Regions from separate parts of the Homo sapiens genome. Here region 2 is linked to region 1. Evidence: chromatin loops called from intact Hi-C (ENCODE). Cell type or tissue: heart left ventricle. All regions are shown on one strand.

The links. Peaks named below come from ENCODE experiments on the same cell type or tissue, not always from the same donor. Only the 100,000 strongest peaks of a DNase experiment are listed, where the experiment ranks them.
Region 2: a loop joins it to region 1, with 4 times the contacts of the local background. A loop is called at or near these places in 8 of 110 quality-filtered maps.

The regions. Positions count from the first base shown.
Region 1 is chr22:17,887,060-17,895,059 of GRCh38, reverse strand. MICAL3 (microtubule associated monooxygenase, calponin and LIM domain containing 3) reads left to right here. Exons shown (of 32, transcript NM_015241.3): 11 at 1,156-1,252; 12 at 3,428-3,575; 13 at 5,830-6,026; 14 at 7,625-7,737; 15 at 7,828-7,890. Among named protein-coding and RNA genes, the nearest start is that of MIR648, 90 kb to the left of the region's middle. In heart left ventricle, CTCF peaks have their summits at 3,118 (motif pointing right) and 6,023; a DNase peak (open chromatin) is centred at 3,110; H3K27ac peaks cover 3,882 bases.
Region 2 is chr22:17,738,255-17,746,254 of GRCh38, reverse strand. It overlaps BID (BH3 interacting domain death agonist), which reads left to right. Exons shown (of 6, transcript NM_001196.4): 3 at 2,242-2,452; 4 at 6,767-6,906. Among named protein-coding and RNA genes, the nearest start is that of MIR3198-1, 22 kb to the left of the region's middle. RefSeq lists an enhancer at 1,340-1,960 and a silencer at 3,538-3,832. In heart left ventricle, a CTCF peak has its summit at 3,631 (motif pointing left); DNase peaks (open chromatin) are centred at 3,327 and 3,634.

The sequences.
Region 1 (8,000 bases):
GATAGGAATCCAGGCCTTTATGCCACGTCTTCTAATTCAAATTCTTACTTTACGGAAGAGCACTTGCCCCTTAGTGAGGAGAGGTAACTTCCACCTGTGTTGTTGCTGCCGGTCACGTGTGACTTACATTGTCTGAACCTCAATTTCTTTACCTGAAAAATGGGAATAATAATCCCTGACTACTCACAGGATTATTGTGAGGACAAAAGAGATTGTTCACTTGAAAGAATTTGTTCTAGTGTAATTTTTTTTTTTTTTTTTTTGAGATGGAATCTCGCTCTGTCACCCAGGCTGGAGTGTGGTGGCACGATCTTGGCTCACTGCAGCCTCCACTTCCTGGGTTCAAGTGATTCTCCTGCCTCAGCCTCCCGAGTAGCTGGGATTACAGGCACCCACCTCCACGCCTGGCTAATTTTTGTATTTTTAGTAGAGATGGGGTTTCACTGTGTTGGTCAGGCTGGTCTTGAACTCCTGACCTTGTGATCTGCCCACCGTGCCTGGCCCCTAGTGTAATTTTCTGTTCACCTTCTACTTGAAGTTTATACCTTTAGGCCTTCTGTTAAGAGGCAGCATTATTAGTAGTCCAACCGAGACTCTTAGAGGGACCTCCATGACCGAGTAACTAATTTTTTCTCTCTTTTCTTTTTTCTTTTTTTTTTTTTTTGAGACAGAGTCTTGCTTTGTTGCCCAGGCTCTCTGGGGTGTGGTGGCACTATCTCAGCTCACTGAAGCTTTGACTTCCTGGTCTCAAGGGATCCTCCCACTTCAGCCTCCCAAGTAGCTGGGACTACAGCTAATTTTTAAATTTTTTGTAGAGACGAGGCCTCCCTGTGTTTCCCAGACTGGTCTCAAACTCCTAGCCTTAAGCCATCTGCTGGCCTCGGCCTCCCCAACTATAGGGATTATAGGTGTGAGCCACCGCACCCGGCCCTGTGTAGCTGATTTCTAGCACAAAGTCCCACAGTTAAAATGTGTTTGTTTTTCTCAAACCCCACCTTATTTCATAAAAGATTTAAAGGTCATCATCCTAACTTCTGTCTGAACTTTACCCAGCCTTCTATCCCAGACTTTCCTTTCAGCCATTCTGCTCTTAGGTAGGAATTTGTTACTTGATATTTGATTTTCTTTCTGTTTGACTTTGTAAATTTCTGCCAGGTGCGCCATTTATATGATACTGGCGAAACAAAAGATATTCACCTGGAAATGGAGAGCCTGGTGAATTCCCGAACCACCCCCAAATTGACTCGCAATGGTGAGTTCTGGTGGTGGCTTTTTAAAATGCAGGCAGCCCCTTCAGAGAAGTCTATACTCATTCCCTGAGCCACAAGGTGCGGTCCGAGGCAGTGGCCGAAGTACTGTCTGAGACAGTGGCTCTCAACCCAGGGTGATTTTGCCCTCCAGGGGATACTTGGTAGTTGTCTGGGGACATTTTTGATGGTCATGATTGGGGGTGGGCAGGAGCCAGGGATGCTGCTGAACATCCCGCAGTGCACGAGACAGGCCTCCACCACACGGAATTACCTTGGCCTGAGGTGTTACGAGAGCACAGAGAGAAACCAGGTACAGACGCGGGGCAGAGGGGAGAGAGGGAGAGAGTGTGAGAGCTAAGGTTTCGGGAGAAGACTTTGTGGAAAAAGTCTTTGGCTGGGTCCTGCAACATAGCCAGGATTCAGTGACAGGTGAGGACCACTCCAGATTTTGTATGTATTGAAGGCCCTGAATACTTTTTTGAAAGAGAATGACATGAGTACACCTGGTCAGCCACACGTGAGAGGGGTTGGAGGAGGGAAGTACCAGAGGCAGGGAGACCAGGTAGAAAGACCTCGCCATAGTCAGGCTGAAGGTGGTGGAGGCCCAGATCTGGGCCTGATGCTGGGGATGAAGAAGGGAGGAGGCAGTGGAGGAGACCTCAGACTTTGGGCCAGGTGCAACTGGGTCCCAGGCCAAGCTTTGCTGCTGGTGAATTGTGCGGCCTCGAAGAGGTGATTGAATAGCTCTGAACTTCGATTTCCTTGTCTGTGAAGTGGGGGCAGCAGTGTCTACCTCACATTGTGATCATGAGTGCCGGGCCTGTGGTGGATGGTCATTGCCATTGTTGGTTATGTGAGAGAGAATGGTAAGGAGGTGAAGTCGATGGGCAGGGGCAATTGATCACCTTGTGGGGCAAGAGGTAGGTGTTTGTAGATGGTGCTACATCAGCGTAGGCAAGGCAGAGGGAGGGCTGAGAGGGTTGAGAGGTTTGAGTCATTTGGACATTGTGAATTTGACGTGCCATTGGGATGCCAGGGTGGATGTGAGGACCAGCAGGCAGTTGGAAACATTTGCATTTTTCTCCACTGGAGCGTCTTCTCTTTGAAAGCAGAGAGTGTATCTTTATTCACTGTTTTTATTTTAGAGCATGGAATATTGAAGTTGCCTGTTACATATTGGATGGTTGGATATACACATAGGAGACAGATCTGAGTAAAAGCTCATTTCTGAGCCAAGAGATGGCACCAGAAGGTGGTTTTATGTGTTATCGCAGAATACATTTTCATGGCGAAAAACCTAAATGAAACAGGATTTTCATGATACTTGGTTTTTAGCTTATGTTCACAAATTACTAAATGACTTAGTACAAACTTCAGTTGCCCTCGGTAAGGGAACAGACTTTCTTGGATATAAATAGTTCATAGATTCTTTTGAATGGCCGATATCAGAGCTCTTCTGATGTGATTAATAATAGGATTTTTAAAGAGGCTGTTCGGGTTTTAGAAGACGTTTCAATGAACTGTAAAAAGCATCCCAGCACATGTGTTTGCCTATTCAGTTTCTCAGGGTTGAGAATTCATAGTACAAGGTGCCAAGCTCTGTTCGGGGACTGTCTGGTCTGGGGCCCCAGGGTTGTCAGCGGAGCCCTGCAGGGCTTCTTCTCTTGGCAAGTTATACAGTGCCTTGGAAGTGCAAGGGCGAGGCCTGGGTGCTTTGGGTTGAACGTGCCACCCTATAGAATGGAGCCTTTTCTCCTCTCCTCTTCCCAGTGTTACTTTGGAGGGGGTAGGCTTCCTCAGCTAGGTGCCAGCGACTGTCCGGGAACTCAGAGCTGCTGTAAGCCAGGCTGGCCACACAGTAGGTGGCGCTCCTCCACCTCAGTGCCGTGGGGACAGCAGGTTGTGGCTGTCAGGCTGTGGTCCCTCAGGGTACTGGGGGGTGGACGTTGACCTTAGAGTCTGGATAAACTAGTAGTTTCTTTTCTTAGAATTCGCTGTCATGATACCATTTGCATAACCTTGTTCCTCACTGTTTTCTTTGCATGGAAACTAGTGTTGACTGTTTCGTCCCTACCCTCAGTAATTTTTCAAAGGGGACATGTGTCCTACAAAGAGGATTCTCTGTCAGCATTACCAGGTGACCACACCTCCAATAATACTGTGTTTTGTTGTTTTAGAGTCTGTAGCTCGTTCAAGCAAACTGCTGGGTTGGTGCCAGAGGCAGACAGATGGCTATGCAGGGGTAAACGTGACAGATCTCACCATGTCCTGGAAAAGTGGCTTGGCCCTTTGTGCAATTATCCATAGATACCGCCCTGACCTGATGTAAGTTGTGATCAAACTTTGTGTTTTTTTATACTCCTCAAGGATCTCAGACCACTCTGCTATCAAGTAACATTTTGTCCTTTTTCCTAGAATGAGGTACATAGTAAGATACTTTCTCTAGAAGGCAGTGATTTTGATTTCACTATATTTGAAACTCTGTATGTCATGTATTATATAGCTCAACCCAGGAATGATTTTTATTTTTGTTTTTTTCCAATTTTTTTTTTTGTGCTCCTATAGCTGAGTTTTAAAAATCACAACACTCATAAGTCAAAAACTGGTTTTGACACCCACCTGGGCCTGTTAGCTTCCCACAAAGGAAAACTGTTTATTGGCCCCGGTTGAACTCTTCATTTCGGCCAGCTGTCTCTCAAATTCTATGGGTCACAAGGGAAACCTGGCTAGAACATTTGGCCAGCTCAAGGCAAATGTGTCACTACTAACAAAGCAAAACATCATGAACAGTTGACCAATTTATGATGGTTCATTGGTATTTTCTCTGTGTTAAAGACTGCGTTTTTTACAGACATACTCTGTTGTCCTACCCACCTATCCCAGTGACATCTCCTTTGGCCATTCTCCACTCACCTGTCTACAGAATCAGAGTTCTAGGGTGACCCCAGGTCAGCTGCGGGGACCAGCACACCCAGGTTCCCCCATCGGCATTTGTTACCACGGAAGCCAAACCGAAGGATTCAGAAGCAGAGCATGTTGCATTATTTTGGTTTCCTGTCCTTTTCATCATTAGGTCCACTTAAGGGGCCAATTTCTGTTTGTTTTGTTTAATGATTGCTTAAGGAATCCTACAAGATATAGTTGCTATTTATATGATGGTTATAAACTGACAAGGCAAGAGCTGGTAAAAATAGCCTTGTGCAGTGTGGATTACAAATGGGGATTTCTGGTGTGCTTGGATGGAGGTAAGTGACCTCTGGTGCTCCTGTCACTTAGCTCACCCAGAAGTTGATAGCAAGTAAGTAAAAATAGGGCTTATTCACTCCTGCCAAAGAAAGGGGGTAGGGCAAGGAAGAGCAGCTTGGGAAAGATTGTGATCAGTGGCAGAGGATGGGCAGGTGAGTCAGCTCTGTTCCAAAGGGAACAGGCAGAAGTGGTTGAGGGAGCCTAGCAGGTGGGGGTGGAGGGGCGCCTGGAGAAGGTTAGGGGACCGTCTTCTAGGAAGGCAAAGCAGCACAGGGACAGCGCGGCACTGTTCAGCAGCAGTGAGGTCATAGTTTCAGAGGCTGAACCTATGGTGAGGAGGAGTTTGAGAAAATGGAAAATGCTGTGGGATCCTAGATTAACACAGAATTAAGGGCTGCTGGGTTAACCTGAAGTCATGTAAAGAAGAATGCGATCAGTCTTCTGAAAAGCAAGAGGCTTAAACCCAGTAGGAAATGGCCATTAATCTAAATAGGAAACTTAGCAATGGAAAAATTTTTTGAGGAGGATTTTGGAATTTCCCCTCCAGGAGAAGGCTAAGATTGATCAGAGCTGATTTAGTACCTTAACAGCTTGTCAGGTCTAAGGGCCATGGTGGGTGATAGTCCCAGGCCTGTAGGAGCAATCTGATCCAAATGGGAGATGTATCATGTTTTGACATTAGTTTAATGTGGATGGGCCATACACAAGGATCAAGATATATTAAAGATAGTTCCTATTATTTTTTATTTTTATTTTTAGAGACAGGTCCCGCCCTATTTCCCAGGATAGAGGGCAGTGGCACAGTCATAGCTCATTGCAACCTTGAACTTGCGGGCTCAAGTGATTCTCCTGCCTCAGCCTCCCAAGTAGCTAGGACTGTAGGCATATGCCGCCATGCCTAGCTAATTTTTAATTTGAATTAAATTTTTAATTTAAATTGAACTCCTGGGCTCAAGCAATTCTCCTGCCTCACCCTTCCAAAGTGTTGGGATCACAGGTGTGAACCACTGTGCCCAGCCAGTCCCTATTCTCGAGCTCACATTTTAGTAGTAAATTTGTGTTACTAGAAAAATGAGAGTCGTTTTTTGACTTTCTCCCTTTTTTTCTTTGGTGGGTAGACCTTTCATCACTTCCTGAGGTTGCTTTGCTTTTCCTCAGTAAAAAGAAAAAGAACAAGAGGTGAGATAAGACAGGTTTGCTCTCAAATGTCAGCGATGCACAGCACCCTGGATTTTAGCTGAAAACAGAGAAAGGACGATGACTCCAGGATACTGCGTTTCTGTTTAAGGACTGTCAACCTATCTTGATATGTTTTCCTTGTCCTGTTTCTCAGAGATTTTGATTCTTTGGATGAGCAAAATGTGGAGAAGAATAACCAACTGGCCTTTGACATTGCTGAGAAGGAATTGGGCATTTCTCCCATCATGACAGGCAAAGAAATGGCCTCCGTGGGGGAGCCTGATAAGCTGTCCATGGTGATGTACCTGACTCAGTTCTACGAGATGTTTAAGGACTCCCTCCCCTCTAGCGGTAAGGCCTGGAAGGAGCTGCTTTGCGGCCCCCTGCTGCTGTGCTGTGGCCCGGCTGTTCTTCCTTCCTTCCGACTGTCCCGCAGCAGTGCCACCAAACACAAAGTTACTCTGTGTTTTTACCAGTTAGCTGTCAGGGAAATCTCTGGAGCTTTGCTTCATTGTTTCTCCCTTCTCTAGTAGTGTGTTCTCAACCCCTCCTTTCTTTCTCACTGCATTTATAAAAATGCAGAAATCGTTCCTGTGCCGTCTTTTTCCGTGACCACCACCTTCTAGTGCTCGTGCTCTCAGAGCCAGCCTTTTTGAAGAAGTGGCTTGTGCTTGTGGCCTCTGCTTCTGCACGGCCCAAACTTTGTAACGGGTTATAATCCGGCTTCTCTTCATACCGCGCTACTGCAGCTGTTCCCCAGTGAGGAGGATTCCCACCTCCTACTCTTTTCTCAGTTCCCATCTCTCATGCACTTGCTTTTCTGCATTGTTGAGCACCGGAGAACGATGTCCCTTTTCGTGGAATTATCTTGTCTCCTCTGTGTCTGTGATCCTGAACCACTCTTGTTGCCCTTCTTTCTCCTGTCACTGTGCATTCTCTTGGCTTCTTTCTACTCCTACTTGTTAGCACTTCCCAAAAATCTTTGCTTGTCTCTCAGCTTGCTGTCTCAGGCTCTCATAGTGCTACAAAAAATATTCCTGTTGTCATTAATTGTCCCTTAGAGTAAGTGTAGGTTGAGGCTAGAGTGTTGGCTGTGGGGTCTGACCTGGATTTACAGTATCCCAGGCTTCCACTTGGCCTTAGGCAAGTTACTCAATTTTCCTGTGTCTCACTTTCCGTCAACCTATCTTGTAAAATGGGGTAACGGGTGTAAAATGGGGATAATATGTATAATTACATTGTGATGTGCCAAGAAGGATGTTTGGCCAGTGGAAGTACTTAATAAATGTTAGTGATTTACTATGAATTAATGACTATTTTAAAAATTGCTGTTGTTACTAATGAAACATTGAAATCCAAAAAGCTTGTGTTACCACCCTCCAGTGCTTTCCAGCCCATATATTCTTGTAAGGATCTGTGGCTTTTCCTGGTTAGCCATGACGTTCTTACAACAGAAAGCCACAGCTCTAACATCGACGTACCCATTCAGTGCCACCCCCATCTGTGTGCAGCTCAGAGTGTGGCATCTGCATACACTAAAACCAGGAACCCTGAGTTCATCGCCTCTCTGCTTTTCTCTCTCCCTCCCTCTCTCTCTGTCCTGAAATTTTTGTCACAAAAACGAGCCTTCAGCACTCTGCTGTAACTAACAATCACAGCCAGCTTCCAACTTTTGAAAAGCAAAAGTGCGGGTTTTGGTAACTGTAGTAGATTGGGAAGAAGAGTCATTTTTGTTTATGTGGATGAACAAAAGAAGGTTCAATGTCCATACCCAAGTATGCATTTCCTCCGTGGCGTTTCCTACTGAGACCACATGCTTGTCCTGGAGCTGGTGAACCTTTAGAGCCTTCTGAGGCTCTGCGAACCATCCACGAGGGAGAGTAGTTTTGGTCAGGATTTTGCGGCGCCCTCAAGGGCTGTGCTTGAACATCACTGGTTTCTATTCCCAGACACCTTGGACCTAAATGCCGAGGAGAAAGCAGTCCTGATAGCCAGCACCAGATCCCCTATCTCCTTCCTAAGCAAACTTGGCCAGACCATCTCTCGGAAGCGTTCTCCCAAGGTATGTGGAGGAGTCTCTTGATGGGCTGCAAAGCTAATGGCAAGGTATGTATGGCTAGAATAATGCAGTTTCCCTCCTCCCTTGGTACAGGATAAAAAGGAAAAGGACTTGGATGGTGCTGGGAAGAGGAGAAAGACCAGTCAATCAGAGGAGGTGAGATTCACTTGGGGAATTGCTAGAATGGTCATGTGGAATAGCCCCTTTTGGTTAAAATTCTTCATTTCCACATTGGTATTGCTAGGTCTTTTCATATTCATCCTTTA
Region 2 (8,000 bases), 150 kb after region 1:
CTCTTTCTGCGCTCCCCCGCCCCCGCCTCCCTACTGTAAAGTGCCCGGTGCCTGCTCTCTCCATCTTCGTGTCCATGGGCACCCATTGTTTAGCTCCCACTTATAAGTGAGAACAGTCAGTATTTGATTTTCTGTTTCTGAGTTAGTTCACTTAGGGTAATGGCCTCTAGCTCCATCCGTGTTGCTGCAGAGGACATGATTTTATTCTTTTTTATGGCTGCAGCAATACACAAGCTCCTTATTTTTATTTATTTATTTATTTATTTTTGTTGTTTGTTTGTTTGTTTTGAGACGGAGTCTGGCTCTCGTCCCCCAGGCTGGAGTGCAATGGCGCGATCTCGGCTCATTGCAACCTCCACCTCCCGGGTTCAAGCGATTCTCCTGCCTCAGCCTCCCAAGTAGCTGGGACTACAGACGCCCGCCACCAGGCCCGGCTAATTTTTGTATTTTTAGTAGAGACAAGGTTTCATCATGTTGGCCAGGCTGGTCTCAAACTCCTGACTTCGTGATCCGCCCGCCTCGGCCTCCCAAAGTGCTGGGATTACAGGCGTGAGCCACCGCGCCCGGCCAAGCTCCTTATTTTAAGCATTTTTTTTTTCTTTTTTGAGACAGGGTTTCACTTTGTCACCCAGGTTGGAGTGCAGTGGTGTGATCATGGCTCATTGCAGCCTCAAACTTCTGGGCTCAAGTGACCTTCCCGCCTCAGTCTCATGAGTAGCTGGGACTGCAGGTGCATGCCACCTTGGCTAATTTTTATTTTTTGTAGAGATGGGGATCTTGTTGCCAGGCTGGTCTCAAATTCCTGGGCTCAAACGATCCTCCTGCCTCTGCCTCCCAGAGTGCCGGGATTACAGGCATCACCTAGCAAAGCATTAAAACAATTTGCTGCTGGGTGCAGTAGGTCACACCTGTAATCCCAGCACTTTGAGAGGCCAAGGAGTTGGGGGGAGTTGGGGGGCGGGCGGATCACGAGGTCAGGAGTTCGAGACCAGCCTGACCAACATGGTGAAACCTCGTCTCTACTAAAAATACAAAAATTAGCCGGGCGTGGTGATGCACACCTGTAATCCCAGCTACTCAGGAAGCTGAGGCGGGAGAATCATTTGAACCCAGGAAGCGGAGGTTGTAGTGAGCCGAGATCACACCACTGCACTCCAGCCTGGGTGACAGAGCGAGACTCCATCTCAAAACAAAAACAAAAACAAAAAAACAATTTGCCCTGTAAGAACTGTCCTCTAAAAGTTTTTGGTTTTTCTAATGAAAAATATTATGGACTTAGAGAATAGAAATAAATTTCTGCCTACACTTCCATCTTCCCTCCCACCCTTCTCTGGCAGCCCAGGAGGTCTTTTTGTGTGAATCTGCGCAGATCTCAGCGTCCCTGCCCTTCTTTGTGTTTTGTTCTCTCTTCCACCTTAGGTCTTTCTCTGGTCTGGGCACACCCAGCTGCAGGGCTCACCTTTGCCTGTAAGAATACAGCCCCCAAACACAGTCAGTACCCCAAGAACAGTCCCTGCCATCTCTGGCGGCACAGATGCTGGCCAAGCTGCAGCTGCCAGTGCTGCCCAGGGAGCTGGAGAGCTGCCGGCCAAGAGCCCAGCCCCTCTGGGTAGAGCAGGAGCCAGTGCCACCACTCCCTGTGGGATTCGGATTAAGGACACACCCACCCAAAGTAAACCAAGCTTGGCCAAAGGCAGGTGCCCAGCTGTGGTCACCACTCCGCAGTAGTTACTGAAAATCTTCCATCTGCCCAATACCCTCCTGAGCCCGTGAAGGAGATGAGCGGAAAGAGGCTCCGCCTGTTGGAAGCACAGCCAGGAAAGGTGGGCTCAGATTGCTGAAGCCTGCAGGGGAACTTGAAGAAAGCGTGCCAGCACAGGATGGCGGATGATGCCCGCATGACACTCGCTCGCCTCCCCGGAACAGCCTGTGGCCTTCTCACCTAGTGGGAAGCTCCCCAGCCGCGTGTTTCAGGAGGTCCAGCAGATTCCTCTGCAGAGGAATCCCTTTCTGCAGAGTCGGGGCTCGCTCCCTGCCATCTACGGGCAGTGCTGCTTAAAGCTGTGGCTGCAGACCTTGCCTCTGCCTGTTGAGACCTCCTGCAGGGCCCTCCAGCCCACAGGGTCCCTCAGCTCTCTGGGACCTGTGAGGCTCTTTGGGCCAGCTGCAACTGGAGCTCTTTGCAGGAGGGGCCTCTGGCCTGGCTGAAGTCCCGGCTTCCTGACTCCCCTTTCCCCTCAGGTCAACAACGGTTCCAGCCTCAGGGATGAGTGCATCACAAACCTACTGGTGTTTGGCTTCCTCCAAAGCTGTTCTGACAACAGCTTCCGCAGAGAGCTGGACGCACTGGGCCACGAGCTGCCAGTGCTGGCTCCCCAGTGGGAGGGCTACGATGAGCTGCAGACTGATGGCAACCGCAGCAGCCACTCCCGCTTGGGAAGAATAGAGGCAGGTAGGCGGCCGGCCCCACCTCCTTCCCCAAAGCTGGGCTTCTCTGTCGCCAGTAACATTCAGGGAGCCTCAGGGCTGGAAGGGACCCCCGGGATCACTCTGCCTCTGCAGTTTCAGCTGCCACGTACGCTGGTATCACTTAATCACTTGACTGGTCTCTACTTGATTCCCTCCAGTGCTGCTGAACTCACTGCCTACCATTTTTGGGTGACTCTGTTAGAAAGTTCTTCCTTTCTGTTGAGACAGAATCTCATGTACTGGTCTTGAGTCCCTTGTCTGGACCAACATAGAATGGTGTTTTTATCCAATTTTCCAAATGTGATTCTGATACAAAGATTGCAGACCACTTGTCTGGATTATATAACCCAAGGGGTTCTCACACTTGGCCTTGTATCATTTCAAGGACCTGGAGCTTTAAATGCTGGTGCCTGCATCTCACCTCCAGAGATTCTGATTGGTTGGTCTGGGCATTGCTGGGTCTGGGCAAAGCCCCCAGGTGGCACTACCGGTGCGGCCCCTGCCTCCCCAAGCAGGCCTGGCTGACTGTCCCATTGATTGAGGCCCACTGGTTTCACAGTGACTTTTGCACTGTCTATACCTGACATATTTCCTTTCATACATTATGCTCCGTGATTACCTATACAAGAACACAGAAGTATTTGGAACCTCATTTCCAGGTGAGGAAACCCAGGTCCAGCAAAGGGTAAATGACTAGCTCCAGATCACACAGCTTGTGGCCATGTTACCACTGGGACATGGGGCCAGGCCCCTTCTTGAGGTGGGCCTCAGCCGCCCTCCCACTGTAGGGCACTGACTCCAGGTCACCATGGTTTCCAGACTGTTCACCTTTCCTGTTGCTGATCCCTGCACTCTCCTCCAGCCTCCAGCTCCACTCCCCTTTGCCAAGGGGCTGCTTCTATGGACAGGGGCTGTCCCGAGTGGAGGCTGGGGGCGAGTGGAGGCTCACCCACTTCCAGATCCAGCCCTGCGACGCTGGCTTTCAGTAGTGTGCACATTGGAATTACACGAGAAACCTTTTCCAAATGCAGGCCTTGGGCCCTACTCCAGCTGCCTGCATCAGGCTGTTTTAGGGCGGGAGACTGCCCAGAGGATTCTGACGCAGGTAGAATCCCTGCCCTGAAAGCCTGCAGGGATCCCCGGACCCTGGTCCAGGCCTTCCAAGCTCAAGGGTTGCACTGCCCTCTGGTGGCTGTGGGGGAGACCAACAGCTGACCCAGCCTTCTGCCTCCCGCCTGTCTTAGATCAGGTGCTTGAGGACGTGGCTGGAGTTCCCCACTAGACCGGGGTGGGGGTGGGGGTGGGGGGTGGGGGGAGGTGTCTGAGAATGTCTCTGCCTTCTAATCCAGCCAGCATATCTTCTGGCTCGCCCTGAACTGAGGAGAAACCCCAGATCCCTTTGGGAAGGTCCAGGAAGGGCAGGAGTGGACAGGCACAGCTCTGCTGTCAGCACTGCTGTGGGGGTGACTGTAGCCCCAGTCTGCCCTGGTGTTTTTCTCTCGCTCTTCTCCATGCCGGCCTTTGCCTCTAGACTGAGAAACCGGGGTTGACTCAAGTGGCACCTGCAAAAGTGATCATGGCAGTTCACTTAGCCTGCAGGTGACAGGGACTGTGAATCTAGTCCCTGGCGAGCCTGGAAAGAGGGGCAAGGTAGAGGCTCTGGCTGCCGGGGTTTCTTTGGTGAGTCCGTTCACTCGGCTGGACACAGACGGATCAGGAAAGATTCCTGTTGCTACTCGGCTGGTGGCCAGAGGGAGAGAGGACGTGTCCGTAACTGAAGCAAGGTGGATAAGCTTCGGGAACGAGCGAGGCACAGATTCGGTGCTGGGGGAGTGATGAGGTGCTGGAGGAGCTGGGTGCTCTGCTCTGCAGGGAATCAGGAAAACTTTGGGGCTGCAGCTCCAATTGAGCTGGGCCTTGGGGGTTGGGTATGTTTGGTTCCTTGGAAACTGGGAAGAGGGAATGGCCATCTTTTAAGCAAAAGCCCAGCGGCTATAAATGCTACAGTGAGGCTGGGTGCAGTGGTTCACGCCTGTAATCCCAGCACTTTGGGAGGCCAAGGCAGGTGGATCATGAGGTCAGGAGTTCAAGACCACCCTAGCCAAGATGGTGAAACCCCGTCTCTACTAAAAAAAATATATAAAAATTAGCCAGGCGGGGTGGCGGGTGCCTGTAATCCCAGCTACTTGGGAGGCTGAGGTAGAGAATTGTTTGAACCCGGGAAGCGGAGGTTGCAGTGAGCTGAGATTGTACCACTGCACTCCAGCTTGGGGAACAGAGTGAGACTATGTCTTGAAAAAAAAAAGAAAAAAAAAAGCTACAGTGAGTAGTTGAGTTTGCCTAGGAAGCGTGGAAGTTAAGTCAGACGTACTTTCAGGCTGGGTCATGACTTGTCACTTAAGCAGAGATGAGCACTTGAGAGGTTTTGAAGAGAAGTGATGTGGCAGCCTTACTGCATGTTCCATGGACAGACTCCAGGGAGGCCGTGAAACCCCCAGAGCACAGCTTCTAAGAACGTGCCCACTCCTTAGCACGTCACTTCTCCCAACCCTGCCCTGCTCTGAGGTCTGTGCTGTGAAGGTGGCCGAGTAGACTGGACGGCAGGGAGTGGGGCTGTCATCATCAGATGAGAGCTAAGGGGACCCCCACCAGGGTGGCGGCAATGGCAGAGGGTAGGCAAAACGCTTGTATTTGCAACATAAGGTGAGATTTGACAGCTGACCGAGGGTGGGAGCAGCAGCCAAAACCAAAAAAGCCAGAGGGAAGTTGCAAGCACAGAAAAAATAGAAGATTTAATGGGAGAAATAACAATAGCTGGCATCTATTGAACACTTACTGGGAGCTAGGTACAGGGCCCATTCATTCATTCATGCAATTAAAACTTTTTTTAAGAAACGGGGTCTTGCTCTGTTGCCCAGGCTGGAGTGTAGTGGTATGATCACAGCTCACTGCAGCCTTGAATTCCTGGCCTCAAGGAGTCCTCCCACCTCAGCCTCCTGTGTAGCTGGGATTATAGGTACGTGCGGTACACCTGGCTCCCTTTAAAAGTTTTTTGTAGAGGCAGGGCACAGTGGCTCACACCTGTAATCCCAGCACTTTGGGAGGCCAAGGCAGGAGGATCACAAGGTCAGGAGTTCGAGACCAGCCTGACCAACATGGTGAAACCCGTCTCTACTTAAAATACAAAAATTAGCCGGGTGTGGTGGCGGGCGCCTGTAATCCCAGCTACTCAGGAGGCTGAAGCATGAGACTTGCTTGAACCCAGGAGGCGAAGGTTGCAGTGAGCCGAGATCGCGCCACTGCACTCCAGCCTGGGTGACAGAGCAAGACTCCGTCTCAAAAAAAAAAAAAAAGTTTCTTGTAGAGGCAGGGCCTTGCTTTGTTGCTGGTGCAATCACGGCTCACTGCATCCTCTAACTCCTGGCCTTAAGCAATCTTCTGTCCTCAGCCTCCCAAAGCACTGGGATTACAGGCATGCATGACCACACCTGGTCCCTGCCATTGTTTATTGAGCACCTACTGAGTGCCATGTATTAAGTGCTGGGTATTTGTCAGTGGACAAAACAGATTAAAAAAATCACAGCCCTTAGGGAGCTTACCTTCTGGCAGGGGCGTCAGACAATAACACAGCAAGTGCTGAGGAAGAAACGGAGGCGGCAGGGAGCGTGGCAGTTGAGCGTGGCCTTCATGGAGCTGCGACAGTGGTACTCGGGCAGGGGCAGCACGGAGGCTGTGCGCCAGAGGAGGAGGACTGAGGGGCAAGGGGGAGAGCTCTGGTTGGAAAGGCAGGGGAGATTCTCCAGGGCCTTGCCGGTGCCAGTGACAACTGGGGTTTTCCTGAGACGGGACTGCGAGGAATGGGGGCTCTCAGGCTTGAGAGGGCAAAAGTGGGTCTGGGATGCCGTCTGCCCACAGAGCCCCTTCCCCAACGGCTGCCCAGGCCAAGGCCAACCCTGTTGGGTTGTGTGGTGTGAGCCATGAAGCCGCTGCCAGGCTTGTACCTCAGGCGTGGTCGTGATGCCCCAGCTTCACCGGCCCTGCCTGTGGGGACGTGGTGCCTGTGTGCGGGAGCCTGGGCCTCAGCCGAGGCCCTGAGCTCCGGCACTGCCCAGAACCCAGCTCAGCGCTGGTACTCAGCCCGCCCGCTGTGGCCCTGGTGGAGTGGAGCACGTGCCCAGTGGGGGCTGGCCTTGTCCCATCGCGGACCTGTCCTTTCCCGGGGCAGGGTGGTGTGGGAGAGGGTATCAGGGACATTTTCTGAGTCTGCTCTGTCTCTGCCGCCCCTGCCTGAACACAGATTCTGAAAGTCAAGAAGACATCATCCGGAATATTGCCAGGCACCTCGCCCAGGTCGGGGACAGCATGGACCGTAGCATCCCTCCGGGCCTGGTGAACGGCCTGGCCCTGCAGCTCAGGAACACCAGCCGGTCGGAGGAGGTGAGTGAGGGCCTGAGGACCGCGTGGGCGGGCAAGTGAGCCAAGGGGGCCTGTCCCCTGCCTCTCACCAGGCAGCCCACTGTCCCGTGAGGCCACTCAACTCGTGACTGTCAGGTCCAGAACTCTGACGAAGTAACTGGACGTAGGGTATGGTTCATTGCCTTGCAGAAGATTTCAGCTGGTTGACATCGAGGAAACCTGAACCTTAAATCAGAGTAAAGAGTTTAGGGGTAAAAGCCTCTAAAAGATGAACGAAGCATGTTTGGCCAACAGAAGAAACAGACGCTTCCTTTGGTTGTAGGGAGTTTAATAATGGTGCCAGTGAGAACCGTAAGCCCTGGGAGTGGTGCCTGCTGCTCTGCTGAGCTCCTTGGTTGGAATCCACACAACTTTCTGAGCTCTACCATCTGCTTGGCACTGTTGGGGATACAAGATTGGTCCGGGGCACTGTGTCCCCAGAACACTTAGCGGAAAGAACTACATCCTCCCAACTGCCAAATGCAGGCCTGTAGCGGTAGGAGCTGAGAGGAGAGAAAGTTCCACTTTTTCGACTCTACCAGCTGAAAATGCAGGCGTCCTCACCTCCTAGAAATCCAATCATGCTTCTGTTCAGTGGGGCCAGCCTGTGATGTCCCAGCAGCTGCCTAGAACGCAGGAGTGGCTGGCGCACTCCCATGTAACTCTGCATGTGCGCCGACCGCCTGACGGTCCTTGCCAGCCTTGTAGTCTGTCTAGTGTCCCCCAGGAACCCCCTTCCTCCTGTCCATTCAGCTAGGTCTGCACCAATAAAATGGGCCTAAGGCGTCGCAGGTGGTCACTAGTTCTGGACTCGAAGTGCCTTGGGCGCAGGGATGACCCAGGCTTCTTGTATCCCATCACCGTCTAACAGTGGGCACATGGGCTCACCACACATGCGTTTGCTTACCGAGCCCCCTGCAGGGAGTGATTGCAGTCTTCCCTTTCCATTGCCTCTCAGAACTCAACTGTTTCTCATTCTTTCCGCCCAGCAGCCCTGGATACTTAATAAGTACTTTGAAGTGCTTCTTCATACTGGGGACTGTCTTTCCTTTGAGAGGGAAGAGTATTAGTAAACC